2 separate regions of the Mus musculus genome follow, and region 1 is linked to region 2. Evidence: chromatin loops called from intact Hi-C (ENCODE). Cell type or tissue: left cerebral cortex. All regions are shown on one strand. Each heading gives the region's core, and the rest is flanking DNA. Links, peaks and the distances in the headings are about the cores only. Region 1 has its middle 36 kb from the start of Olfr419. Region 2 has its middle 22 kb from the start of Mptx2.

Region 1 (5,392 bases), core at 194-5,193, 990 kb before region 2:
CTGACAAGCTCAAGAACTGATCTTGTTGGCTGGGCAGCAGATTTATAGCCCCATAAGCTGTCTTCTTTGAGTAACTCGGGGCCTGGGGCTGACCCCTTTCTTCGTTTCCCGGCACTGGGCGGCTCAAAACCCTCGTTTTATGCTTACAATCTTTTGTCCAGTGGCGGCCCTTTTCACACCGGGGACATATTCCTGGGCCACGGCCTGTTTGTCTAACCTCGGCACCCTTGTTCTGAGGACAATCAATTCTAAAATGGTCTAAACTTTCACACTTAAAGCATACATTTTTCTCTCGTTTCCTTGAGAACATTGCCTGCGCGTGGGTTTCCTGCAAGGTCTCGCAGGAAGGCCCGATGTCTGCGCAAAGGCGGACATATCCCGCCAAATCTGTCGTTCCCTTATGTGGTTGAATCGCAGCTCGGCAAATTGTATTAGCATTCTCATAAGCCAATTGCATAACGAAAGGACTTCCCGTGTCCGGATTTCCAAGGATTCTACTAGTTGAAATCAATAGCCTGTCCACAAAATCCTGATATGGTTCATCAGAACTCTGCCGAATGCTAGCTAAACTTCCACCAATCTCTCCTTTGACTGGCAACCTTCCCCAAGCACGGCATGCGGCCGTCGCAATTTGCGCGTACACTGTAACGGGAAAATCAACCTGATTTGTCTGTCCCTCATAAGGGCCCTCTCCTAAAAGCATGTTGCTATCCCAGTCTGAATTACCAGCCTGAGCGTTAGAAGCAGCAGTTTTCTTACTGGCGTCTCGCCATTTAGAATCCCAAAGCAAAAAATCTCCTCCTGACAGGGTAGCCTTAGAAAGAGTCTTCCAATCTAAAGGGGTTAAGTGTGACTCCACAACTGTGTCCAGTAATGCTTGAGTGAATGGGGCTGAAGGGCCATATTGCACAACAGCCGCCTTTAACTCTTTTATCAACTTGAAATCTAAGGTCTGGTAATGTCTGCCCCTAGTATCTTGCTGATCAACTACCTCGACCACCGGAAAGGCTAGCGTATTAGACATATTCTGTCCTTTCCCACGAGCCTGACTCACAACCTTTTCTAGCGGCACCTGGTGAACTACAGAAGAGTTACTCTTCTCCGCTTTTGACATCTTTTTTAGTTTCCGAAGCTCATTAGTCAGCCTCTGAAGCTTAATCTCAAACTCTAACTCGCTTAGTCGTGTGTCCCTATGAGTGGCACCTCCCGAAGTGGGGACTACAGGTGGAGCGGGAGATTTACAAGAGGACCAATTCTCATTAAGGTACAATTTCTTTTATTAATGTTATACCACTTATGGCAAGCTTCACATACAATTTCTTTTTATTTAAGAGGAACATTATTTTTTTCTAAAACATTAAACATTTTTTTTTATCCTGTTAAAGAACATTGATGTAAGCTTGTAGCATTTCTAAACTTTGGCTAACATGAGTGACAGTAAGCACCATTTCTTATTAGATGATGGAGACAGCATAGATGATACATTAATCTATAAATGATTCATCAGTCTATTATTTAACCATCATGGCTCACCACTTATTTAATGAGCTAACTTCTCTTTTTTTTAGGCTGAATTTAATTAAGATATAATTATTTTTATTTTTATTACTACCATTGTTAGTGTTGTTTTTGCACATGACAGTAGCTATCTGTTTTGTTGTTAGGAGTAAGATGTGCTTAGCATTTCCATCATGAGTCTGGTGGAGGTTTTATGGCTGAATTTGATATGCCTTTCATCAAATTATTCTGTCTATGGTAGGCCTCAAAAATGTACATAACTTTGAATTGCTCCATAGGCTGTCATAGGCACTAGTACAATCGGAGATATAAATTCCACTGACAACTTCATTTATATTGTGGATCTGCTGAATTTGGGACTAAAAGTCCTACACTGGTACATTGTTTGAAGTGAAATCCCATTTTGCTAAAAATAATTGTATAATGTCAGAAAAGATATGATAGCTATGTTTAATGTATTCATTCAACAACACTTGAGAGATTTAGTTTTCCTTAGTCAGAAAACTTTCTGACTCTGCTAACGTGACTTTTTGAAACATAAAAAAATGAATATGGTATTTTCACATTGAAAATTTGAGTTAAATAATTCCCTATTACATTCTCACTGTTTTGATTAGCAACTAAATTCTTATTTTAGCAAAGCATAGGAAGTTACAGAGATGTACTTGAATCTGATTAAGGTATAGTTTTAGTAAGAATATTTTTCTTGTTTCTATGTATTATTTTTACAAAAAAAACTGAGCCTTTAAAATTAAATGTACATAATTCCTCTATCACAATTTTTCACAGGTCTTGTGGGTTCGAAGCATGCGTATTTGTATTGTTTATAGTTTTAAATAAAATGTATACTCTCTTTTTGTTGTTTTTTAAAGGTGAACTCAAATTTCTCTTTAAATTTTTTTTAAATTTTATTTTTATTATTTTATTTTATTTTACATTTTATTGTACGTATATCTGTACACCACATGAAGTAGTGGCAATAGAGGCCACAAGAGGGCAACAAAAGCTCTGGAACTGGAGTTACAGACGGCTGTGAGCTGCCATATTGGTGCTCAGAATTGAACTCAGGACCACTGAAAGAACAGAAAACACTCTCAGGACTGAGTTACCTCTCCAGTTTTTTATTTCTCAAATTTCTTATCTTTACTAATGACAATTATGAATTCATCTTCATTACTTATGTAGTTTTTAGAAACATTTTCTTTCAATGTATTAAAATATGAAAGCAGCGTATTAAAATACAAATTAAAATAAATATAAAATATTTGGTCAGCAGATTTTCTTTTGTATGCTTAAAATGGCTATTTTTACTCCAAAATACTTAACTATTTATATTTCAATTACAGAACAAACAAAGGCCACCTTTAATAAATGTCACAGTTAAGTCAAAATTATGTTAAGCTAAAATTTTATTTTTACTATTTTAAAGCGTTACTAATATCACTTCAATTATTTTTAAAGTTCAATTACTTGGACAAATGAGTCGGCTCTATAGGTTAAGGCACCTACCACCACGCCTGAGAACCTGAGTATTTAATATTCAGAACCTACAAGGAAGGACAGAACTCACTACTGAGAGCTGTCCTCAGACCTCTCTCAAATTTCTGTGTTATAATCATGTCTACACACATACAAAGTCAAAAACATTGTATTGGGAGACTGGAGCACTGGTTCGACATCAAGAGCACTGTTGCTCTTCTGAAGCTCCCAGATTCAACCCGGGGCACTTCGGTGTAGGTTCACGACTGTCTGTAATTCCAGTTCCAGAGGATCTGATGTCCTCTTCTGGCCTTGAGGACCAGGCACTAATGTAATACACAGATGTGCATGCATGTGGTTCATAGAAGTATGTGCAGATAAAACATACATACATATATAATGATAAGTAAATTTTAAAATAAAAAATAGTATTAAATTACTCATAACTAGAATATTCAATGTGTATGTGTTTGTAAAGAAATAATGTTGCCACTTAAAATGATATGCATTTTATATTGGCTACAAATAATTTTACTTAACATTAATATGAGTTGATTATGATTGCAAAGCATTCTCATCTGCCAAGTGCAACCTGTGTGAGTCAGTGAGTCTCTGTGGAATCTCTAATTGGAATGCTAGGGGAGGCAAGGAAATGGGCAGTTGACAATACTAAGAAATGATAATCTTCTATAAAGGAATTGAGTGTAGTCACATTATCTGTGAAGACAAATTTGACAAGTTAATTAATTAGTTTTTTGCTCTTCAGAGCTTCTGCTATTCAAAATTCTCTTCATGCTGGGGAATATCCATCTCACAGAACCATAACCCACCAATTCGATTATATTTGTATACAATCACCCTTTATTTTGTGAACAGAGCAGGACATATAAAGAAGCCTGTCTCTGGAGGAGTGAAAGGTGTTATTAGAACACATGTTAGGGTTTTGCCTCCTTAGGCCAGCAGTACTAGATGCTGGATCCCAATGGCAAAGGCATATTTTATGTCCTTTACACATTCAGTTTTAACTGTTTGTGTTGTGCAGATCCTTCTAAAGAGTGGACTTATGGGAAGGTTACTTTGCACAATTTAAAGCATGTCCCTAACTCTAGCAGTTATTTTCTATGTTTGGGCGATAATGATACAAGAAGTTAAGCTTATTATAACAGATGCATCTGTGTTGTTTAGGTATATTCCTTCTTTTCTGGTCACTGTGAACAAAGATCTAACAAAAATATAGCTTAAATTAAGGAAAGATTTGTTTGTTCTTGGTCTTTGAAGGTTGAGTCCATCATAGTAAGGAGAGTGTGGTGGACCTGAGGAGTTCAAACTATAGAAGACAGGAAGGCATATGCTAAGGTGCTGAGTTAATGCATAGACCTCAGCTACTACATCCACTCTGGTAGTGACCCGCCTGACAGGCCTGGGCTTGGTCCCGAGGCAAAAAGTTCACGGAAACTTAGTCTCCTGGAACGGTGGCATCCTGTATAACAAATGTTCCAATGTCCTTGCTTTAGTTGGTAAACAGATCTGTGTGCTTTCCCTTAATATTGCTTTATTATAGGTGCTCCTAAGGATTGATTTTTTTTTTGACATATAGCTAAATTAGATTCTAGGCAGTCCTTGATCCAACCCTGGGCATGGATAGCTAAGTCACTGCCCTACGCAGGAATTTACCATCATCTAGGAAGAAGGAAATTTGTGACCTAAGAAGGAACCAGAGTAGATACTTAGAACTATAGATGGCTGAGTTACACCCATACACAATTATTTACAATGGCCTAGGGGGAAGGTGGACTATACAATAGACTAGAATAGGAACTATGGCAAGGGCAGGAAGCCCTTGCCCCTGGCTTCTAAGATTAAGTTGACCTTAGGTGGAGCTGTTTTTTATCCCAATTGTTAACAATGAATTTTTATCCCAGTTGGTTCTTGCAAGTCCTTCCATGTTTGCATTCCTCTGTTTTGTGTAAGAATCCAGTAACCTCTTTGTACCTTGCTGGTGTGTCACTCAACTTCCCTATTTTCTTCTGTATAAAAAGTCTGATGCTCTATTTGACAAATTGCATTCAGATTCTACACAATCTCGTGTGTCACTTCTGTTTGTCATTCTCAGACTTCTTGTCCACCTGCAACAAGAGACCCGTTCCACACAGATAGGAGACCCAAAAAGGGGATAGTCTGCGTCACTCAGCGACACATGCCCAGTGACCTACTTCCTTTACAGGCTCCACTTCTTACTTTATTTTTATTAACTCCTATGAATACCATCATATTCTGCATCCATCAATGGACCAAAGAAACCATTATGTCAGAGCCCTCTGGTTTTAATTATCTCTGGAATCCCTCCCCCCTCCCCCCTCCACATGCACCATAGTTAGAAGGGTGCTCTTACTAC
Region 2 (5,392 bases), core at 177-5,176:
CAAATCCTTGGTAAATTCTGATCATATAGGGAGTATCCATTGCTCAGTTGCATTTTATTAGATGTTGGTATGGTACAATTGTGTATACTTATAGGATAGAAAATGATGATATGATACATATGTCTAAAATGAATTAAATGAGCTCATTGAAATTTCTACCCTCTCAAATATTTTCAACGGTTTCTTCTTTCTAACTGAAGTATTACTCTTTTCTGACCAACATTTTACCATGGCTCCATTACCTGGCCTCTGATAACCACTGCTCTGCTCTCTGTTTTTATTCTTTTTTTGTTTCTATTCTATTCTACATGTAAATGAAAACATACAGTACCTGTATTTGTGTTGATCAAGTTCCTTAGATGCTGGCTATAGAGCCATGGGATGTAGTATTTCCTCTACTTATTTATTTAAATAATACAAAATGCTGCTAGTCTTATAGAGGACTCAAGTTCATATCCCAGCAGACATCAGAAAGTGTAAAATTGCCTGTAACTACTTTTCTAGGGGACAGGATGCCCTCTGATGTCTGTGTGTACTTGAACACATGTAGTACACATAAAATCATGAGGGTACACATAAAATACTAAATATATAAATAAATGTCTTTGTAAGAGAATGTTGAATGTGGTGGTAAAGTAAATGTATTTGGGAAGAGTTAGGTGGAGGTGAATATGCTCAAAATACCTTGTATGAAATTCTCAAAAGGATAAATATTGTATTAAAAAGAAAAGTATGTATACTAAGTATATTTAAGAAAGGTTAGAAAATAATAGGTTTCCTATGGCCTTTCAAACTTTCATAGTGCTATTTAGTCCTCATCTCCTCTTTCTCCATTTTACCCTCCCACCCTTCTCCCCAGGCAAATCTCCTACCCATTTCCCTTTACCCCATTTATAACACCTGGGTTCTACTATCCATATCTCTAGAATCCTTTCATTCCTAACTCCAGCCTGTCTATATACTAATATCAAACACAATAAGAAAGAAATCATGGAAACAATCCCATTCCCTTATGACTTAAAAATTAAACTAGATAAAACATTTAAAAATACATATAACCAAGTAGATAAAAGACCTGTACAGAGAAAGCTTTAAATCTCCAATGAAAGAAGTCAAGGAAGATGATACAATATGGAAAAACCCCCAATGTTCAAGCAGTGGTAAACTTAATATTGTGAAAATGACCATTCTATCAAAAGTAATTTATAGATTCAGTGAGATCCCATGAAATTCTTCAGAGAAATAGAAAAGACAAAGACCTTACAATTTACATGGAAGCATAAAATACCCAGACCACTAAATTCTCCTGAACAGAACCCTACAGGAGAGGAGGTGGAAAGAGTGTTAGAGCCAGGGGAAATGGAGGAAACCAAGGAAAGAAAGCCCTCTAAATCAGCATATGCAAATTTCATATGAACTCAGAGACTAGAGCAGTATTCACAGAGATTGGGGCGGCATTCACCAGGCTGCACAAGTCTGCATCAGGTCCTCTGTGTATATATTATAGTTTCCAGGTTACTGGTTTTAGGATAGGTAGTAGAGGTGGAAAACTGAATGCTTATTGGTCTCATTGAATAGGCTGTATGTGACTAGAAAAAGCAGCAGTTAGCATGAATCATGAAATAGACTAACAACCCACATAGAAATGCAAAAAGAGAAAAAAAAAACCAAAAGCAAAAAGAGAAAGAAAGAAAGATGAGCATTTGAGAACTGTGGGCCAATTTCAAAAGGTGTAACATATGTATAATTGGAAGACCAGAAGGAGAAGAAAAATCAAAATGGAAATTTGAAGAAATAAAATGGAATTTCCCAAGGTTCATTGCAAACTACATAATTCATTAACCTCAGAGAACACCAAGCACGGCAACTTCCAAAGCGTTTAGGCAAGAATGTAATTCAACCTGAAAGACCTCAAAGACAAGGAGAAATCTTGAGTGAAAGCAAGGGAAAACACCTTGCCCATATAGGAAGATGATATTAAAACAGACCTTATCAGGAACCATATAAGGAAGAGAGTCAGACAAAAATACTTAAGTTCTGAAAGAAGAAAGTTACCTACATATAGCAAAACAAAAACAACAACAATTCCCCCCAAACAACAACAACAACAACAACACCCTAACACTTTAAAGATGAGAGGTAAACATTTCTTAAAACAAATGTGCACAGGGCTGCGAGATGGCTCAGTAAGAGTGCTTGCTCTGCAAGCAGGACAAGCATGAGGACCTGGGGTTGGTTCTAACACCCAGGTAAAAGCTGGGCAGGTTAGCATCATGCCTGTGACCACAGAGACAGGGAGATCTGAGCTGTCAGCCCAGCCTGTATGTGAAAACCCCTTTCAGCTCCAGGTTCAGTGAGAGTCTTTGTCACAAGGAGATAAGGTGGAGAAAGAGAATAAGACAAAAGATATCCTGCTCCAACCTCTGTGCAGACTCAGAAGTACAGAAGGGCTTATAACTTGCATGTATGTGCATAAATGATACATATCACACACACACACACACACACACACACTGAACAACAGATTGTCCTTGAAAGTAATTTTAAAAACATTTCTTCAGGTATAATGGAAATTATGAGTTATCAGTTGAGATTCAAATAAAGTATTTTCCTTATTTTTGAACGATCTAAAAGGTAAACTTAACATAATAGTAGTACACATATTATGTGACTTTAGTACTCTACTGCAAAAGTGACAGCAATATCTGGAGATGGAAAAGAGAAATTATCAATATTTAAGTTGTCAGTCACAACACTGGCTGTGAAATGGGATAGTGTCATTTGAAGGTGGACTTAGGCTAGTAACATGCCCGTTACAAATTCTATTGGCATCCATTAAAACATTTATAACAGAAATGTTGTTTGTAGGGTATCAGAGAAGGCAAAACACAATCATATAACTGTTCAATTAAAAGTCAAATGAGGCAGAAAAGAATGAGATTACTTTATGATGTGGCTATCCCTAGGGACTTTCTGGTGATCACTAGGATTCAAGGCTTGACATTTTTGTTTGCTATTCAGATCAGGAGGAATCTAGCCAGCTGAATTTGGAGAAGTGTTGAAACACAGAAGCATACACTGGGCCAGATTCGCTAGGAAAAATTAACTTGTTCAAAAAACATATAGATAGTAACTTGTGGCCCTGACTTTCTCAGAAGTCTGTGCACAGAACATTTTACATGGTCTGATGTCTTGTACTTGTTCTGAAAATAGTATGGAAAGCTTGGGGACACAATTAGATTGTCTCATCTAAACTTGTCATATATGCCTTGTAAACCAAGGAGAAACTCCCAAAGAGCCAGTATGTCTGGACCCACCCCTAGCTAGCCCCAAATCATCAATGAAGTTCTCGACCCTTTAGTCAGTTTTACTTGATTCCTTCAAGTATAAAATTATTGCTAGAGTATTCTATAAAGAAAATTGACTCATTTTCTAAATTGATCATAACAAGTTACCACAGTTTGATGGCTTGAAATGTTTTCTCTCATGGCTCCATGGGTGAGAAGCTGAAATCTGTATGCATGGATGGTCCTACTTCCACGGAAAGTCCTGGATGGCACATGCCGTCTATATGGAGAATACATTGAGCTCTATCCTTAGCTTCACACACTTTTCTTTCTGAGTGTATTTACTCTTTTCTGTCTTGTAAGAAGTCCTACATTGTGAGGTAAGGTTTAGTCCCCACCTAAATGTAGTATAAATCTCCTTGTTAGATCTTTCTCTAAATTATATCTGTAGATTCCAAGTCTAAAGGATACATTTTGAGGTTCTGGATATCGGACACAAACTTTGAGCAAAGCACCATTCAGGCTTCTAAAGTAATTATTCGAAGTAACTGCCCAGGGGTTTTGCCTGGTGAAGACACCTAAATTTTCCTTATACTCCAATGCTCTAAGATATGATATTTTCAAAGATCAACTGAATAGATGCCAATTTTCATTGCTTTTGCTTAGGACAACTCCAATTAAGTTTGGTAACATTTGTTTAGAAATTTTTTCTTAGATCAGGAGTTGTATGAGAAACACAATTCATACCTTTAATCACAGCACTCAGGAGGCAAAGCACTCAGGAGTCACAGGTAGATAGATCTCTGAGTTCAAGACCATCCTGGATGTATAGAGTGAATTCCAGGACAGCCAGGGATACACAGAGCAACCCTATCTTGAAAAAGCAAGAGAGGAGGGGTGGACCAGAGGAGAGGGGAGAAAGTGAGAGGATGGGAGAGGGGAGTGAGAGGGGGAGGGGGAGGGGGAGAGGGAGGGGAGGGGGAGAGAGAAGTTCTGTTTTGGAAAAAAAAAAACTTGCCGGGTGGTGGTGGCACACGCCTTTAATCCCAGCACTTGGGAGGCAGAAACAGGCAGATTTATGAGTTCGAGGCCAACCTGGTCTACAAAGTGAGTTCCAGGACAACCAGGAGAAACCCTGTCTCGAAAAACCAACCAACCAAACAAACAAACAAACAAAAAAACAAGAACAAAAACAAAATATTAAAAACGTGCAATATTAGAAGAATTTAATAAAAAAGCTCTTTTCTAATGCTATCAAAGTTAAGATCCCCATTTGCAAAGCTTGTAATCTTTTACTACCAGTATGTAACACTGCCTCTTCTTATCAATATAAACAAACAAAAGAAAATTCCCAATAATATGAAACCAGCTCTCTCAAACAATGGGAGCCACTTTATCTTAACTATGAAGCTGAATGGGACATGGTTGTTTAATCAGCAATTCCTGTAAGTTTGCTCTTACAGTGGGGGAAAATACCAGCATTGTGCCTTCTGGCTTTTATCAACTTCATTTTGGGTATTCTCCAATGCTTACTCACATTGTCATCCCCACCCCCACTTCTGCTGGCGAGAAGGAAACAGAGAATTGGGTAGGTTATAGGAGAGAAATGGTCCTCAAAGTGTAGTGCATTGATAGAGAGATTGGTGGAAACAGGTATTTCTACTTAAGCTTAATTAGGATAAAAACCTGGGAATGAAAAAGGAGAGGACAAACATCATACCAAGAGTAATAAGGCCACTTTTTAGGGATAAGAAAGGAGACTTTATGAACAGTGATGGAAATGGGGGCATTAAATGCAAGTAGTAAGGCATAAGTCCTGTTAAAAGGACCCACTAATGACTGAGAGCTAACAGTCCACCTACAGAAAGCAAAATGAAACCAAGCAAAAATGGTGTCCTGTAGAAAAAAGAAAATGAAGGGCCCATTCCTAAGAGGCTGGTCAACATCGAGAGGCAGTGTTCTGAATGTTTGTGGGTTGAGAATTTAAAATGAATTGCTTCCCATAGCCACTTAGAATTCTTTTAGAACTGGTACCTGAACGGAAGACACCCAGCTGTTGGCATGGTCTAAATTCATTGGCCCTCTGTCTCTGCATTCCGTGTGTT

Evidence for each region. A loop is a pair of places that touch in the nucleus more often than their neighbours do. Peaks named below come from ENCODE experiments on the same cell type or tissue, not always from the same donor. Only the 100,000 strongest peaks of a DNase experiment are listed, where the experiment ranks them.
Region 1: it touches region 2 in a loop (8-fold over the local background); 5 of 42 quality-filtered maps call a loop at or near these places.

What each region holds. Positions count from the first base shown.
Region 1 is chr1:174,284,176-174,289,567 of GRCm38, reverse strand. No RefSeq gene overlaps it. Among named protein-coding and RNA genes, the nearest start is that of Olfr419, 36 kb to the right of the region's middle. In left cerebral cortex, for the core only: a CTCF peak has its summit at 2,493 (motif pointing right); no DNase peak of the experiment used is centred there.
Region 2 is chr1:173,297,229-173,302,620 of GRCm38, reverse strand. No RefSeq gene overlaps it. Among named protein-coding and RNA genes, the nearest start is that of Mptx2, 22 kb to the right of the region's middle. In left cerebral cortex, for the core only: no CTCF peak of the experiment used is centred there; a DNase peak (open chromatin) is centred at 3,111.